2 separate regions of the Homo sapiens genome follow, and region 2 is linked to region 1. The links are chromatin loops, found by intact Hi-C in ENCODE. Cell type or tissue: adrenal gland. All regions are shown on one strand.

Region 1 (8,000 bases):
TTCTCTTCTGCTTCACACAACTTTGTGAGATAGCTGTTTTCATAGCTGGGAAAACTGAGGCCCAGAGAGGTCGGCACACTGGCCTGAGGTCACACAGCAAGTCTGTAGGGCTGGGAGCCGAGGGAAGGGCAAAGGGGTCCCCCGGATCCAGCCAGGGCAGAGAGGGGGATTTCAGGTTTAGGTCCAGAGGAGAGTGCCTCCCCACAGTCTGGCAGTCATTAGCAGGGTGATGGTGAGGCTGAGATGGGCAGGGCCAGGCTGAGGAGCAGCCCCACTGCGGTACTGGACATCCAGGTCTGGGTGGTTACAGCCACTTTTAGTACAGCAGGAGACATCAATGTGGTTCATGCTGAAGGCGTCACCCAGGTGGGCATGTTGGCACATTGAGGCGGTTGCACAGCCTCTTACCATATAGCTTTGGTTTTTCGGTTCTGAGGAAAGAGAAGACGGAGTGAGACTTCCAGCTCCTGGGCCCAGGACTGGAATTCTCCAGTAGGTGACCTGCCACCTTGCAGTGGGTGCCACCTTCACTACCACCTAGAGAAAGCAGCAGTTCTCAGGGCCAGGTGTGGTGGCTCATGCCTGTAATCTCAACACCTTGGGAAGCCAAGGAGAGAGGATAGCTTGAGCCCAGGAGTTCCAGACCAGCCTGGACAACATAGCAAAACTCTGTTTCTACAAACATAAAAAAGAAAAAAACAGCTGTAGTCCCAGCTACTTGGGAGGCTGAGATGAGAGGATCACTTGAGCTCAGGAGATGGAGGCTGTGGTGAGTTATGATCACGCCACTGCACTCCAGCCTGGGTAACAGAGTGAGACCCTGTTTCAAAAAACAAATAAAAAGAAAGAAAGGAAGGAAGGGAGGGAGGGAGGGAGGGAAGAAGGAAGGGAGGAAGGGAAGAAGGGAAAGAAAAGAAAGAAAGAGAGAGAGAGGGAGGAAGGAAGGAAGGAGAAGGGAAAGAAGGAAGGAAGGGAGGAAGGAAGGAAGAAAGAAAGAAAGAAAGGGAAAGAGAGACAGAGAAAGAAAAGGAAAGAAAAAAAAAGAAAGAAAGGAAGCGAGCAGCGGTTCTTAAAGTGTGGCTCAGGGACCCCAGAGACCCTTTCAGGAGATCTGTGATTTCACATGGCTTTTTCACTCTCATAAGTGTACAATGGGCTTTTCCAAAAACTCCAGGACATGTGATATTGCAAGAGACTGAAAGCAGAAGCTTCCATGAGGACCCAGCTGTCTTCTATTAAGCTGGACATTAAAGAGATGTGCAACACAGCAAAATAATGCCAGTTTTCTCATTACGCTTTTTTTTTGTTTTTTTTTTTGAGATGGAGTCTCACTCTGTCACCCAGGCTGGAGTGCAGTGGCACGATCTCGGCTCACTGCAACCTCTGCCTCCCGGGTTCAAGCAATTCTTCTGCCTCAGCCTCCCAAGTAGCTGGGACTACAGGCGCGACCACCATGCCCAGCTAATTTTTGTATTTCTAGTAGAGACGGGGTTTCACCATATTGGCCAGGCTGGTCTCGAACTCCTGACCTTGTGATCTGCCCGCCTTGGCCTCCCAAAGTGCTGGTATTACAGGCGTGAGCCACCGCGCCTGGCTGGTTTTTTTTTTGTTGTTTCTTTGTTTGTTTTTTTAAGACAGGGTCTCGCTCTGTTGCCCAGGCCGCAGTGCAGTGGTGCAATCTCCGTTCACTGCAACCTCCACCTCCCAGGCTCAAGTGACCCTCCCACCTCAGCCTCCCAAGCAGCTGGGACTACAGGCATGCACCACCATGCCCAGCTAACTTTTGTATTTTCTGTAGAGACAGGATCTTGCTATGTTGCCCAGGCTGGTCTCAAATCCCTAGGCTTAAGTGACCCGCCCACCTTGGCCTCCCAAAGTATTGGGATTATAGGCATGAGCCACCATGCCTGGCTATCATTACATTTTTTCTTTGGAAACTATACTTATTTTTCATTAAAATGTTATTTATCTTAATGTGTAATGAGTTTTTATTGTTATAAGATGAATTCATAAATAAATCTTTAAAGATTTCTCAGTTTTGGCTGGGCACGGTGGCTCACATCTGTAATCCCAGCACTTTGGGAGGCCGAGGCAGGCAGATCATGAGGTCAGGAGATCGAGACCATCCTGGCCAACATGGTGAAACCCCGTCTCTACTAAAATTACAAAAATAAGCTGGGCATGGTGGCTCATGCCTGTAATCCCAGCTATGCAGGAAGCTGAGGCAGGAGGATTGCTTGAACCCAGGAGGGGGAGGTTGCAGTGAGCTGAGACCATGCCACTGCACTCTAGCCTGGCGACAGAGCAAGACTCCATTTCAAAAAAAAAAAAAAAAGATTTCTCAGTTTTAATTTTAATTTAATTTTATTTTATTTTATTTTTTGGGACGGAGTTTCACTCTTGTTGCCCAGGCTGGAGTGCAATGGCACAATCTTGGCTCACCGCAACCTCTGCCTCCCAGGTTCAAGTGATTCTCCTGCCTCAGCCTCCCGAGTAGCTGGGATTATAGGCATGTGCCACCATGCCCGACTAATTTGTATTTTTAGTAGAGATGGGGTTTCACCATGTTGGTCAGGCTGGTCTTGAACTCCCGACCTCAGGTGATCTACCCACCTCGGCCTCCCAAAGTGCTAGGATTACAGGCGTGAGCCACCACTCCTGGTTCTCAGTTTTAATTTTAATGTGGCATTTATCTATAGAAATCACTGATATAAACAATAAAGAGTTTTTTTTTTTTTTTGAGACAAAGTCTCCCTCTGTCATCCAGGCTGGAGTGCAGTGGGGTGATCCCCACTCACTGCAACCTCCTCCTCCTGGGTTCAAGTGATTCTCGTGCCTCAGCCCCCTGAGTAGCTGGGGTTATAGGTGCACGCCACCACACCCAGCTAATTTTTGTAATTTTTTGTAGAGACAGGGTTTCACCATGGTGGCCAGGCTTGCTCTCATACTCCTGACCTCAAGTGGTTCTCCTCCTCACCCTCCCAAGGTGTTGCAATTACAGGCGTGAGCCACCACACCTGGCCAAAAATAATTTTTAAAAGCATGAAGAAGTTGAGACCAAAAAGTTTGAGAACCACTGGAATACAGAGACCTTTCCAGGACACCACAGGATGAAAGCCCAAGATGTCTTCAGCAAATCCCCACAACCCACGAGAAATCCACCAAAGAATTCCATTTTTCTTTTTGTAGAGATGGGGGTCTTGCTATGTTGCCCAGGCTGGTCTCAAACTCCTGGCCTCAAGAGATCCTCCGGCCTCAGCCTCCCAAAGTGCTGAGAGTACAAGCTTCAGCCACCGCACCCAGCCGGAATTCCACTTTTCCATGGCAAAAATGTCCACATCCTGATGGACAAGTCCTAATTCCTTACAATAATATTCACCCACCTGAAGGAAATCCCACCTTTTCCACAGGGAGACCCACCACAGTTAACTCCAGCTTAACTGGAAGTCAATCTCTTGCGGAACTCTCCACCCCCAATAAGTGTTCCCTCCCAGCCTCGGAGAGGGCCTCACCGTGAGTGCCGGTGGCTACCAGACATTGATTCATGGGGCCTCGGCAGTCAATGAGGAAAGTCTCTTCAGAGGAGCATCCATGGGTGCTGTTCCCCTTGCAGCTGTAACACTGGCGGCCATTCTGCGGCAGATTTTCAAGCTCCAGGACTTAGGAGAAGACCAGAGACACAGAGACCAAGAAAATTAGTGCTTGGATCTCCACTTCCTTGAATGACCTCCCCAGGACTTCCACTCCGAGCCAGAGATGTCATGGAGCCACCTTGTGGTCAGGCGTCTGAATGGCATTTGGAGGGGGATGGTTTTCGAGGGCTTGAGAGAAACCCCAACTTTCAACTCCCCATGAGTCCCATTTCTGGCCAGGCACCGTGCTGGGTGCTGGGTAAAACTATGTAAGATGAAACTGTCCTTGCTCTCACAAAAGTTACAACTTATTTATTTATTTTTGATACAGGGTCTCAGTTTGTTGCCCAGGCTGGAGTGCAGTGGCGCAATTGTAGCTCACTGCAGCCTCGACCACCCCGGCTCAAGAGATTCTTCCACATCAGCCTCCTGAGTAGCTGGGACTACAGGCGTGCACCACCATGCCTAGCCAATTTTTCTGTTTTTTGTAGAGATGGGGTTTTGACACATTACTCAGGCTGGTCTCAAACTCCTGGGATCAAGCAATCTGCCTGCCTCAGCCTCCCAATGTTCTCGGAGTACAGGTGTGAGCCACTGTACCTGGCCAGAACTTACAAGTTATTACTATTATTATTACTAAAAAATTTTTTTTGAGACGGAGTCTTGCTATGTTGCCTAGGCTTGTCTCAAACTCCTGGCCTCAGGCGACCCTCCCGCCTCCGCCTCCAAAAGTGCTGGGATTACAGGTGTGAGCCACTGTGCCCAGCCAGAATTTACAATTTAGAGCTACACTACCCAATCTGGTAGCCACTGGCCACATGTGGTTGTTTACATTTAAATAAATTAATATTAAATCGAATCTTAAAATTCAGTTCACATTTCAAGTGCTCACTGACCACATACAGTGGTGGCTGTAATATTGGACAGGACAGATAGGGAACATTTCTATCTGTTGACAGTGCTGGGTAATAGAGACAGGGATCTAGATTACACTGGAGGGGAGGGACAGTGAAAGCATCCCTGAAGATGATACATTAAAGCTGAGGCCTAATGGATGAGAAGTTGCCAGCAGGGTGAACTCTTGGGGAAGATGTGTTCTAAGGGAGGATATTCATCTGCAAGGGCCATGAGACCAGATGGGCTTTGGTGATTATAGAAACCAAATGAACGTCAGCACAGCGGCTCATGCCTGTAATCCCAGCACTTTGGGAGGCCGAGGCAGGAGAATCGCTTGAACCTGGGAGGCGGAGGTTGCAGTGAGCCAAGATCACGCCACTGCCCTCCAGCCTGGCTGACAGAGCGAGACTCCATCTAAAAAAAGAAAGAAAGGAAGAAAGAAAGAAACTAAATGAAGGCCAGGTGCAGCGGCTCATGCCTGTAATCCCAGCACTTTGGGAGGTCAAGGCAGAAGGATTGCTTGAGCCTGGGAGTTTGATACCAGCCCCGGCAACATAGTGAGACCCCATCTCTACAAAAGTTTTAAAAATTTAGCTGGGTGCGGCCGGGCGTGGTGGCTCACGCCTGTAATCCCAGCACTTTGGGAGGCTGAGTCAGGCGGATCATGAGGTCAGGAGATCGAGATCATCCTGGCTAACACAGTGAAACCCTGTCTCTACTAAAAATACAAAAATTAGCCAGGCATGGTGGTGGGTGCCTGTAGTCCCAGCCACTCGGGAGGCTGAGGCAGGGGAATGGCGTGAACCCGGGAGGCGGAGCTTGCAGTGAGCCAAGATCGCGCCACTGCACTCCAGCCTGGGCAACAGCGCAAGACTCCATCTCAGAAAAAAAAAAAAAATGTAGCTGGGTGCAATGATGCGCATCTGTAGTCCCAGCTACTTGGGAAGCTGAGGTGGGAGGATCACTGGAGCCCAGGAGTTTGAGGTGGCAGTGAGCCGTGATTGTGCCACTGCACCCCAGCCTGGGTGGCAGAGCAAGACCCTATGTCTAAAGAAAACACAAAACCCCAAAAACGAATCTAAACAAAGACTGTGAGGCAGACAGGTGCCAGATTACATAGGCCAACAGAATAAGGTCTTTGGATCTTATTCTAAGAGGAAGGGGAAGTCATTGAAGTGCCTGAGAAAGGAGGGTGACATGATCTGATTTACATTAAAAAATAAAAAATTGGTGGTGCATGGTGGCTCATGCCTGTAATCCTAACACTTTGGGAGGCCAAGCCCAGGAGTTCAAGACCAGCCTGGGCAACAAAGCAAGACCCCATCTCTACCAAAAATACAAAATTAGCTGGGTACGGTGGCATGCACCTGTAGTCGCAGCTACTCCAGTAGCTTAGGTGGGAAGAATTCCTGAGCCCAGGAGTTTGAGGCTGCAGTGAGCCATGATCATGCCAGTGCACTCCAGCCTGGGTGACAGAGCGAGACCCTGTCCCCCCCATACCCCCCAAAAAATCACTCGCTGCTGGGTTGAGCCTTGGCTGTAGGGTGGCAGGAGTGGAAGCAGGGAGACCAGAGAGGAGGTCATTGCAACAACCTGGGCAAGAAGTCAGCGTGGCTCAGCCCAGGTGGTGGCAGTGGAGCAGGGGAGGAGTGGGAAAATTTGAGAGAGACAAAAGAGACAGGAAGCACAGGTCTTGGCGAGGGCTGATAGTATCATTGAATCCTTACGAAGTTCTTCTTTGAAGAAAGGCCTGGCTGGGTGCAGTGGCTCATGCCTGTTACCCCAGCACTTTGTGAGGCTGAGGCAGACAGATCACTTGAGGTCAGGAGTTCGAGACCAGCCTGGCCAACATGGTGAAACCCCCATCTCTACTAAAAATAGAAAAATTAGCCAGGGGTGATGGTGGGCACCTGTAATCCCAGCTACTCAGGAGGCTGAAGCAGGAGAATCGCTTGAACTCGTGAGGCGAAGTTTACAGTGAGCGGAGATCACGCCATTGCACTCCAGCCTGGGCAACAGAGTGAGACTCCGTCTCAAAAAAAAAAAAAAAAAAAAAAAGGCCTGATACTCCCATTTTTCAGAAAAGCAAACAGAGGCCCAGAGAGGACTTGATTGCCAGAGAGTGACTGCGCAGCTGTCTGCCTGAGTGCATGCCCCTGCCCGACCCCAGGCCTTGCCTGTGTCTCCCGTTCCTTACTTGGGCCCTCGTTGCATTTGGTGGTGTTGCAGCATTTCAGGAAGTGGAAGGTGTCGTTGTTGTGGAAACCATTGGAGCCCGGGCAGCCGGGAAGGTAGCCACAGCCACGGAGGTGGCGGTCATCCTTTGGACGCCCTATGGGGGCCAGGGGACAGAGGTCAGATGTCAGATTGTGAATGAGGGACTAAGATGGGATTTGCCCGAAATAGCAGGCATTCAACCATTCTCTACTTCACCCTTCATCATAAGACCCTCATTTTATCTAGAACAGTCATAGATCTTGTCGAAAACTACATATTCCAGCCTCTCCAGGTAGTCATGTGATGAAGTTCGGACTAATGTGATATAAATAGAAGTGCTTTATGGGACTTCCAGAAAGGAGAACCCTTACAAAAGGAGGAGTGCCCCCTTTTTTGTCCCTTCTTTCCTTCTTCCTCCTTCCTGGAACTTAGATGTGAGACCCGGAGCTCTGGCAGCCATTTTAGACTATGAGGCATTTTGAGAATGGAAGTAATGTGTAAGAAACAAGAGGGTGGCCGGGCGTGGTGGCTCACGCTTGTAATCCCAGCACTTTGGGAGGTTGAGGCGGGTGGATCACAAGGTCAGGAGTTTGAGACCAGCCTGACCAACATGGTGAAACCCCATCTCTACTAAAAATACAAAAATTAGCAAGGCGTGGTGATGCACACCTGTAATCCCAGCTATTCAGGAGGCTGAGGCAGGAGAATCACTTGAACCTGGGAGGCGGAGGTTGCAGCCAGCCAAGATCATGCCATTGCACTCCAGCCTGGGTGACAGAGAGCAAGACTCTGTCTCAAAAAATAAATAAATAAATAAATAAAAAGAAATGAGAAGGCATCTGGGTTCCTGGTGACTCTGGACCTGTCCTTGTGGCCCTGGACTTCCTATCACTGGACCTCTTGTGTATGAGAGAACTTAGTCCCTTGCTGACATCCCTGTTACTTTGGGGTTGTTTGTTAAGTGCAGTCTTAGGGAGGAGCAGAGCAGGGAGGAGGAGTTGCCAGCAGGTTGGGGCTCACCTTCTTCACCTTCCTGGATCCAGTGGGTCACCACATCCAGGCACTGTTCTTCAGGGCTGCGGCACTGCAGGCTCTGGTGCCGGCCCCTCTCACAGCTCATGTCTGATGAGCCACAGGAAATGCATTCGAGGTAACGGCTTCGGGAATAGGTGACAGCCCGGCCTGTTTGGAAGAGGGGGAGGGGAGTGAGACTCCATGGGGACAGTCCTGGAGCCCCAGCTCTGCAAGGACTCA
Region 2 (8,000 bases), 47 kb before region 1:
TTCAAGATACCAACTTCATGAAGAGCCAGATATTTCCTCTGGCTCCTGGTGAATGCTCCGAAGTTTCCAACCCAGATATTGTCACACTACCCCCACAGTGGCTCCCCTAAACCAAACCTAAGTATCTAATCCCACATGCTCTCCCAAGATAGCAGCCTGCCCAAGTACACCCTGGGCTTCCTGTTCTCTCCAGACATCACAGATTCTCTAAATAGCATCACTGATGACATCCACATCTTTATCTGCAGCCCAAACCCCAGACATAAGATATAACCACTTGAATAAACAAATGGAGATCTCAAACTTAAAATGGGTCAACAGGACTCCTGCGGCCCAACCTGCACCACCATTGCCATCATGTTAGTAAACTGTGCACTCTTAAATTCTTTTTTCTTTTTTGAGTCTCACTTTGTCTCCCAGGCTGGAGTGCAGTGGTGTGATCTCAGCTCACTGAAGCCTCCGCCTCCTGGATTCAGGCAATTTTCCAGCCCCAGCCTCCCGAGTAGCTGGGATTACAGGTGTGCACCACTATAACTGGCTAATTTTTTGTATTTTTAGTAGAGACGGGGTTTCATTATGTTGCTCAGGCTGATCTCAAAACTCCTGGCCTTCAGTGATCTGCCCGCCTGGGCCTCCCAAAGTGCTGGGATTATAGGTGTGAGCCACTGCACCTGGCCTTCATTTTTTTTTTTTTTTTTTTTTTCCCCTTCAGACAGGGTCTCGCTGTGTAGCCCAGGATAGAGTGCAGTGGTAAGATCTTGGCTCACTGCAGCCTTGATCTCCTCAGGCTCAGATGATCCTCCCACCTCCACCTCCCTCCCTGTAGCTGGGACTACAGGTGTGCACTACTATGAACAGCTAATTTTTTGTAGAGATGGAGTTTCACCATGTTGTTCAGGCTGGTCTTGAACTCCTCGGCTCAAACAATCCGCCCACCTCGATCTCCCAAAGTGCTAGGATTACAGGCGTGAGCCACCGTGCCTGGCTGACTTTCAGCCTTCTAACACCTGTGTAACTATTCCCTGTATTAAATCCTCTTTGGGGAATGCCTGGCCTGACTCCATATCCTGAATGGGTGCTGGCTGAATGACCCAACTCCTGATTGATAGTGCCTCTTGTGATCCTTAGGAATATTTGCCAATGGATGGAAATTCTCTATATTTGTCCTTAGAAGTCCTGTCTTATGGCAGAAGACAGGATGGGGTGCTGCTCCAGGAAACAAAACCTATGATCACACTTATCCATGTGCTATAGTTGAATGTATGTGTCCCCCTAATATTCATATGTTGGGAACCTAAGACCCCATGTGATAGTATTCAGACATGGGGCCTTTAGGAGATGGTTAAGTCACAGGGGCTCTGCCCTCATGAACAAGATAAGTGCCCTTAGAAAAGGACCCAAGGGAAGTAGCTAGGCCTTCTCCCCTTCCATCTCTCCTACCATCTGAGGACACAGCATTCATCCCTTTCTGCCACCTTCCACTGTGTAAGGATGCAGCAAGAAGGCACCAACTTGGAAGCAGAGAGCAACCCTTAATTAGACACCAAATCTGCTGGTTCCCTGACCTGGGACTTAACCACTCTCCAGAACTATGAGGAATTAACCTTTGCTCTTTATGAATTACCCAGTCTCAGGTATTTTGTTACAGCCGCACAAACGGACTAAGACTCTGTTGTTTTAATGAGCCTGGAATTTCTGCTGATGATTCTGAGGTTCCATGATGCTAAGCTATAGTGGCTAGGAAAGTCTCAGTTCAGAGTGTATCAATGTCAGGTTTGGAGATTCTGGGATGAGAAACGTGGGTTTTGAAAAATGCTTTGGTCTGAAATCCTGTAATAGGTGTCAAAAATGTAAATGCTGGCCAGGCACGGTGGCTCACGCCTGTAATCCCAGCACTCTGGGAGGCCAAGGCGGGCGGATCATTTGAGGTCAGGAGTTCGAGACCAGCCTGGCCAACATGGTGAAACTGCATCTCTACTAAAAATACAAAAATTAGCCGGGGGTGGTAGTACCGCGCCTGTGGTCCCAGCTACTCAGAAGGCTGAGGCATGAGAATCGCTTGAACCCAGAATGCAGAGGCTGCAGTGAGCTGAGATCATGTCCACTACACTCCAGCCTGGGCGACAGAGCGAGACTCCGTCTCAAAAAAAAAAAAAAAAAAAAAAAAAGCAGATGCTCTTCAGGGCCAAGCAGGCAGGGTAGGGGTGTCCAGATGTGAGGCATTGGTGACTGGGCACATAAGAGTGAATGCCTCCCCTACAGAAAGTGACTCCTTCTCAGCACCAACAAACCACTATCCCCATGGGAACTGGGGGTTCAGCAATATAGATCTCACAATTTTCGAGACAGTCCAGAAACTTCAATTTTTTTAAATGTGAAATTACCCATTTTTCAACATTGGTAACCAACGTAACTTAAAAAAATTCAATAGCTCTGTGGAGACCAGATACACTCCTCTAAGTCAGATGGTGGCTGTGGGCACTAGACTGCCATTTCTGGTGTGTGGCTTAGTGGTTAAGAGTGGATGCACCTGCATCCAGTTGTCTGGGTACAAACCAGGGCTCTGCTGCTTACTGGCTTTGTGACCTCTGGCAGGTAACTCAACCTCCCTGTGCCTCTGTTGTAGCAGATTTTTTTTTTTTTTTGGAGACGGAGTCTTGCTCTATTGCCCAGGCTGGAGTGCAGTGGTGCAATCTGGGCTCACTGCAACCTCCGCCTCCCAGGTACGAGCGATTCTCCTGCCTCAGCCTCCCAAGTAGCTGGGACAACAGGCACGCACCACCACACTCAGCTAAGTTTTTGTATTTTTAGTAGAGATGGGGTTTCACCATGTTGGCCAGGCTGGTCTCAAACTCCCGACCTCAGGCAATCCACCTGCCTTGGCCTCCCAAGCTGCTGAGATTACAGGCATGAGCAACCATGCCTGGCCTGTTGTAGCAGTTATAAAATAGTCATAAAGGTAGCCTCTAAGGATTATTATGAGCACTCAGATTACTGTGAGGACTCAGACTTGGAGACAATGCCAAAGTCAGTATATGGCTCTTACGGCCTGGTTCTCCGCTACTTTCTGACCTCACCTCTTACCTGTCTTCCTCAGTTCCAGCCTCGTGGCCCTGTGTTCTCTTCCCAAGCACCCCAAGTGGGCTCCCACCTCGGGCCATTGCATTTACTGTCCCCACAGACAGCCACAAGGCTCACTCCTGCCCCTTCTCTAGGTCTCTGCTCTGATGTCATCTCAGTGAAGCCTTCCTTGACCACCCTACTTAAAACTGCAACCTTCACACACACAAGCTTCCCACCCTGTTCCTTTTTCTCCATAGCACTTATGACTAACATTCCATAAAATTTGTATTTTTTTTTTTTTTTTTTTTGAGACAGTCTCGCTCTGTCGCCCAGGCTGGAGTGCAGTGGCGCGATCTCAGCTCACTGCAAGCTCTGCCTCCCGGGTTCATGCCATTCTCTTGCCTCAGCCTCTCCGAGTAGCTGGGACTACAGGTGCCCGCCACCATGCCCAGCTAATTTTTTATATTTTTAGCAGAGACGGGGTTTCACCGTGGTCTCAATCTCCTGACCTCTTGATCCGCCCGCCTCGGCCTCCCAAAGTGCTGGGATTACAAGCATGAGCCACCGCGCCCAGCCACAATTTGTATATTTTACTTAAATACTTGATTACTGTCTTCCCCATTATAACCTCCACAAAGGGAGGGGGTTTTTGTTCATTGTGTTGACTGCTATATTTCCAACTCCCAGAGCAGTGCCTGCCATCTCATAGGTGCTCAATAAATCATTGTTGGGTGAATGAGTAAACAAGTAACAGTCCCTAACTTGTAAGGATCTGATGTGACTGTCCACATAAAGCACTGAGCCCAGGGCCTGGTCCACCGTGAGCGCTGACTTAATGATGGCCATTACAGTAATTCAGGTTCTATTCTTGAAGGTTCTTAGTCTCCAACCTTCTATGAGTTAACACATGTAAAGCGCCTTAGAACAGGGCTGGTTGCCCAGTAAATTCTCAGTAAATGATAGCTATTATTATAATTAGGCTTCTATTTTCAAAGTAGCTTCGGCGCCAAGCTTCTGTGAATTACGAATTAGTACTTCCCATCTCTGAGCCCAAGTTTTGGCAAGGCTGTAAAGAGCTGGTCCTTTGCTACCCTTTGACCTCATCCCTACAGCTCTCGCCTCCTTGGCACACCAGGCAGGCTCCTGCCTCCTCCAGCCTGAAGTGCTCTTCCCCATTGATGTACATGGCTCCCCCCGGCTTCAGATCTGTCACCTTCTCAGGGAGGACTATACTCTTTAAAATTGCAACCTCCTTCCAGAACAGTTCTCCCTTCAGTCCTTTTTTAAATTTTTTTCTTGCAACAAATTCCTGCCATCATCCAGGCTAGAGTGCAGTGAGCACAGTGGCACAATTACAGGCCACTCCAGCCTCAACCTCCAAGCCTCAAGTGATCCTGAATAGCTGGGACCATAGGCATGCACCACCAAGCCCAGCTAATTTAATTTTTTGTAGATGGGGTCTCACTGTGTTGCCCAGGCTGGCCTTCAACTCCTGGGCTCAAGAAATCTTCCCACCTCGGCCTCCCAAAGTGCTGGAATTATAGGTGTGAGCCACTGCACCTGGCCTTCCTTCAGTTTTTTTTTTGTGTGTGTGTGTGTGTGTGTGGTTTTTTTTTGAGACAGGGTCTCACTGTTGCCCAGGCTGGAGTGCAGCGACACTTCTTAGGCTCCAGCAATCCTCCCACCTAAGCCTCCCTAGTACTAGGACTATAGCCGTGTACCATCGTTAGCCCAGCTAATTTTTTGTATTTTGTAGAGATGGGGTTTTGGCATGCTGCCCAGGCTGGTCTCAAACTCCTGGGCTCAAGCGATCCACCCACCTCAGTGCTGGGATTTCAGGAGTGAGCCACCATGCCGGGCCTCCTTTCAGTGCTTTATTGTTCTCACAGCATTTATCAGCACCCGGCATATGCTGTATCTTACTTGTTTATGTCTGTCTTCACCAGCAGCCTCTACCCACTCCCATGTAAGCTCCATGAGGACAACGATTTTATTTTATTCACTGCTGTGTTCCCAATGCTTAGCACACAGCAGGTACTCAAAAATATTTGTTAAATGAATTAATGGATCACAATCCCTGTCTCACAGGGTTATTCTAAGAAGCTGATAATCTCATGCAAATTAAGTACAGCACTCTGTAAGTGCTGGGAAAATGGCAGCTGCAATTATCATTAAGGTTCTATTTTTGTAAGTTCCTAGATGCACCATTTCTATGAGTCAATATATATAAAGCCCTTGGACTGGCACCAGATACCCAGGAAGCGCTGAGAAAGCGTAGCTGTGATTATAATTAAAGTCCTCTTTGTGGAAGTTCCTAGGCTATGTGGCAGAAAGCCCTAGCTGTCCTCCATGAACTGTTTTCTGCTTTCTGGGCGCTTGGCTAGACTGCTTCTCCCAGGTTGTTTTTGCAGTTAGCTGCGGCCACATATCTAATTTCTCAGCAAAGGCGTGTCAATGGAAGCAGTGTGTGCCCCTGGCAGGCCAGGGCTTGTAAGACAACACGTGCACCTCACCAGGCATCCTGTCCTCTTCTGCCAGCAGGACCCAGGCTATGGCCACCCAGTCTGGACCATGGGGGAGACAACAGGCTTAAGGGATGGCCTGGGTCCCCAAATGACTCACCCAGCACCATTTTGTGAGTGAGAAACAAAATTCTATTATTAGAGCCTTTACATTATGGGGTCTGTAAGTAAATACATGGAAACCTCATCGAATACAAGCACGCAGTAAATGTTATCTTTCCCAAAAGACCCCAAGGTTCCCCAAGAAGGAGCCCAGGGGGAATACACACACACACACACACACACAAACACACACACGGGCGGGAATACACACACACACACACACACTCTGAACCAACACACACAGATACAGATTTTGGCTTTTATTCTGGCCATCACACATCTACTTCTAAGACAACACAGACCGGCAGTACCCCATCCCCCATGACCACTGTCACAACCCCAATTTCCTCAGCCCCCTCCTCCCACCCCACCCCTTCTGCCAAGCTCCCCGTATGGGGGCTCTGCCTACACCTCACCCCGGGCATGCAGCATGAAGTGCCCGTGCAGCTCCCCCAGGTTGTCGAAGGAATCCTCACATTCCGTACAGTGGTAGGTTCCCTCCTCCTCCTCTTCCTCCTCCTCCTCCCGCCCAGCTGGTCGGCCCTCCCCAGCCCGAGGTGGTTCCTCCTCTTCCTCCCCGAGGGCCCTGCCTTCAGGGGCTGGTGCTTCCTGGGGGGCTGTAGCAGGGCAGCAGAGCCGGCAGGGTGGGGTTCCCGGTGGGGCCTCCCCAAGGGGTGAGCGGCCACAGAGCTGGCAAGGCTGGGCCGGGGGCTGGGCTGCACGGGGGGCCCGGCGGGATGGGCCACCACGGCCCCCGCCAAGGCGCTGCTTCACCTTGTAGCCAGGATCATATTCAGGATCGTCAGTGGTCTCCTCTTCCTCCTCCTCCTCATCTTCTTCCTCTTCGGAGTCCGGCTCTGAGAGAGTGTATTCTGAATCAGAGGAATGCTCGGGGCCTGGAGGGGGACAGACAGGGGAAGACAGTGGTATCAGAGGAAAGAGGGCTAGGCCAAGCTGTCCCCTCCCTGAATCCCCACATTCAGACTTGCCATAGTATGACAAGGATAGCCTAGACACTACCCTTCCCTTCCCCACAGATGAGTCCCCATGGCACAGAACAAGACTGGCACCCAGTAGATTCCCTGTATCTTTGTGTCAAGCAAATGAATGTCTTCCAAGAACTGCATGGGACAGGACTGGGCACAGTGGCTTATGCCTGTAATCCCAGCACTTTTGGGTGGCCAAGGTGGGAAGATCACTTGAGCCCAGAAGTTTGAGACCAGCCTGGGCAATATAGCAAGACTCCGTCTCTACAAAAAATTAAAAAATTAGCCAGGCCTGGTGATGCATTACCTGTAGTACCAGCTTCTCGGGAGGCTGAGGCGGGAGGATCACTTGAGCCGAGGAGTTCCAGGCTGCATTTGAGCCATGATTGCGCCACTCCCTTCCAGCCTGGGTGACAGAGTGAGACCTCACCACTTAAAAAGAATTTTTTTGGCCGGGCGCGGTAGATTACTCCTGTAATCCTAGCACTTTGGGAGGCCAAGGTGGGCAGATCATGAGGTCAGGAGTTCAAGACAAGCCTGGCCAACATGGTGAAACCTCGTCTCTACTAAAAATACAAAAATTAGCTGGGTGTGGTGGCGGGCGCCTGTAATCCCAGCTACTCGGGAGGCTGAGGCAGGAGAACTGCTTCAACCCAGGAGGCGGAGGTTGCAGTGAGCCGAGATCACACAACTGCACTCCAGCCTGGGTGACAGAGCAAGACTCTGCTGTCTTAGAAAAAAGCAAAAAAAAAAAAAAAAAATTATTTGATTCTTTCGATTGATTGCAAAAGAAAACAAAAACTCCATGGGGAGGTGGGGTGGGAGGCATTTAGGAAGGACAAAGCCGGAGTAGTAAAAACCCACCAGTAACAACAGCATCCTTGCTATTGTAGGAGCCCTGTTCTTATACATTAACTCACTAAATCCTCAACAACCCTTTGAGGGTGGTACTATTACTATCCCCAGTTGATGGATGTGGAAACTGAGGCACAGGGAGGCTAGACGACTCACTCCCCTGTGGTTACACAGCTCTGGCAGGAAAAGCTGAACCTGGGCCATGGCTGACACTGGATCATTTTAGGGAGACAACCATTTGAAAAGGTATTTGTGCAAATTAAAACACATGCATACACACAGATGTACTTTTATATCTGTGGCCATGGAGAGAGAGAGAGAGAGAGTTAGGTGAATTAAAACATTTATTTATAGGTAAGATATATTACTGTGATTTCACAGTTATCAAGGACAGGCCTAGGACAAGTTTAGGTTTAAAGAAAAAGGCCTGTAATCTAGCACTTTGGGAGGCTGAGGTGGGCGGATTGCCTGA

Evidence for each region. A loop is a pair of places that touch in the nucleus more often than their neighbours do. Peaks named below come from ENCODE experiments on the same cell type or tissue, not always from the same donor. Only the 100,000 strongest peaks of a DNase experiment are listed, where the experiment ranks them.
Region 2: it touches region 1 in a loop (2.2-fold over the local background); 40 of 110 quality-filtered maps call a loop at or near these places.

What each region holds. Positions count from the first base shown.
Region 1 is chr19:43,648,713-43,656,712 of GRCh38, forward strand. PLAUR (plasminogen activator, urokinase receptor) reads right to left here. Exons shown (of 7, transcript NM_002659.4): 4 at 7,767-7,928; 5 at 6,727-6,861; 6 at 3,513-3,659; 7 at 1-431. The coding sequence ends at 178. Among named protein-coding and RNA genes, the nearest start is that of CADM4, 13 kb to the left of the region's middle. In adrenal gland, CTCF peaks have their summits at 3,774 (motif pointing left) and 3,976; a DNase peak (open chromatin) is centred at 3,739; H3K4me3 peaks cover 291 bases; H3K27ac peaks cover 371 bases.
Region 2 is chr19:43,601,525-43,609,524 of GRCh38, forward strand. ZNF428 (zinc finger protein 428) reads right to left here. Exons shown (of 3, transcript NM_182498.4): 3 at 5,700-6,583. The coding sequence ends at 6,093. Among named protein-coding and RNA genes, the nearest start is that of SRRM5, 6.6 kb to the right of the region's middle. In adrenal gland, no CTCF peak of the experiment used is centred here; no DNase peak of the experiment used is centred here.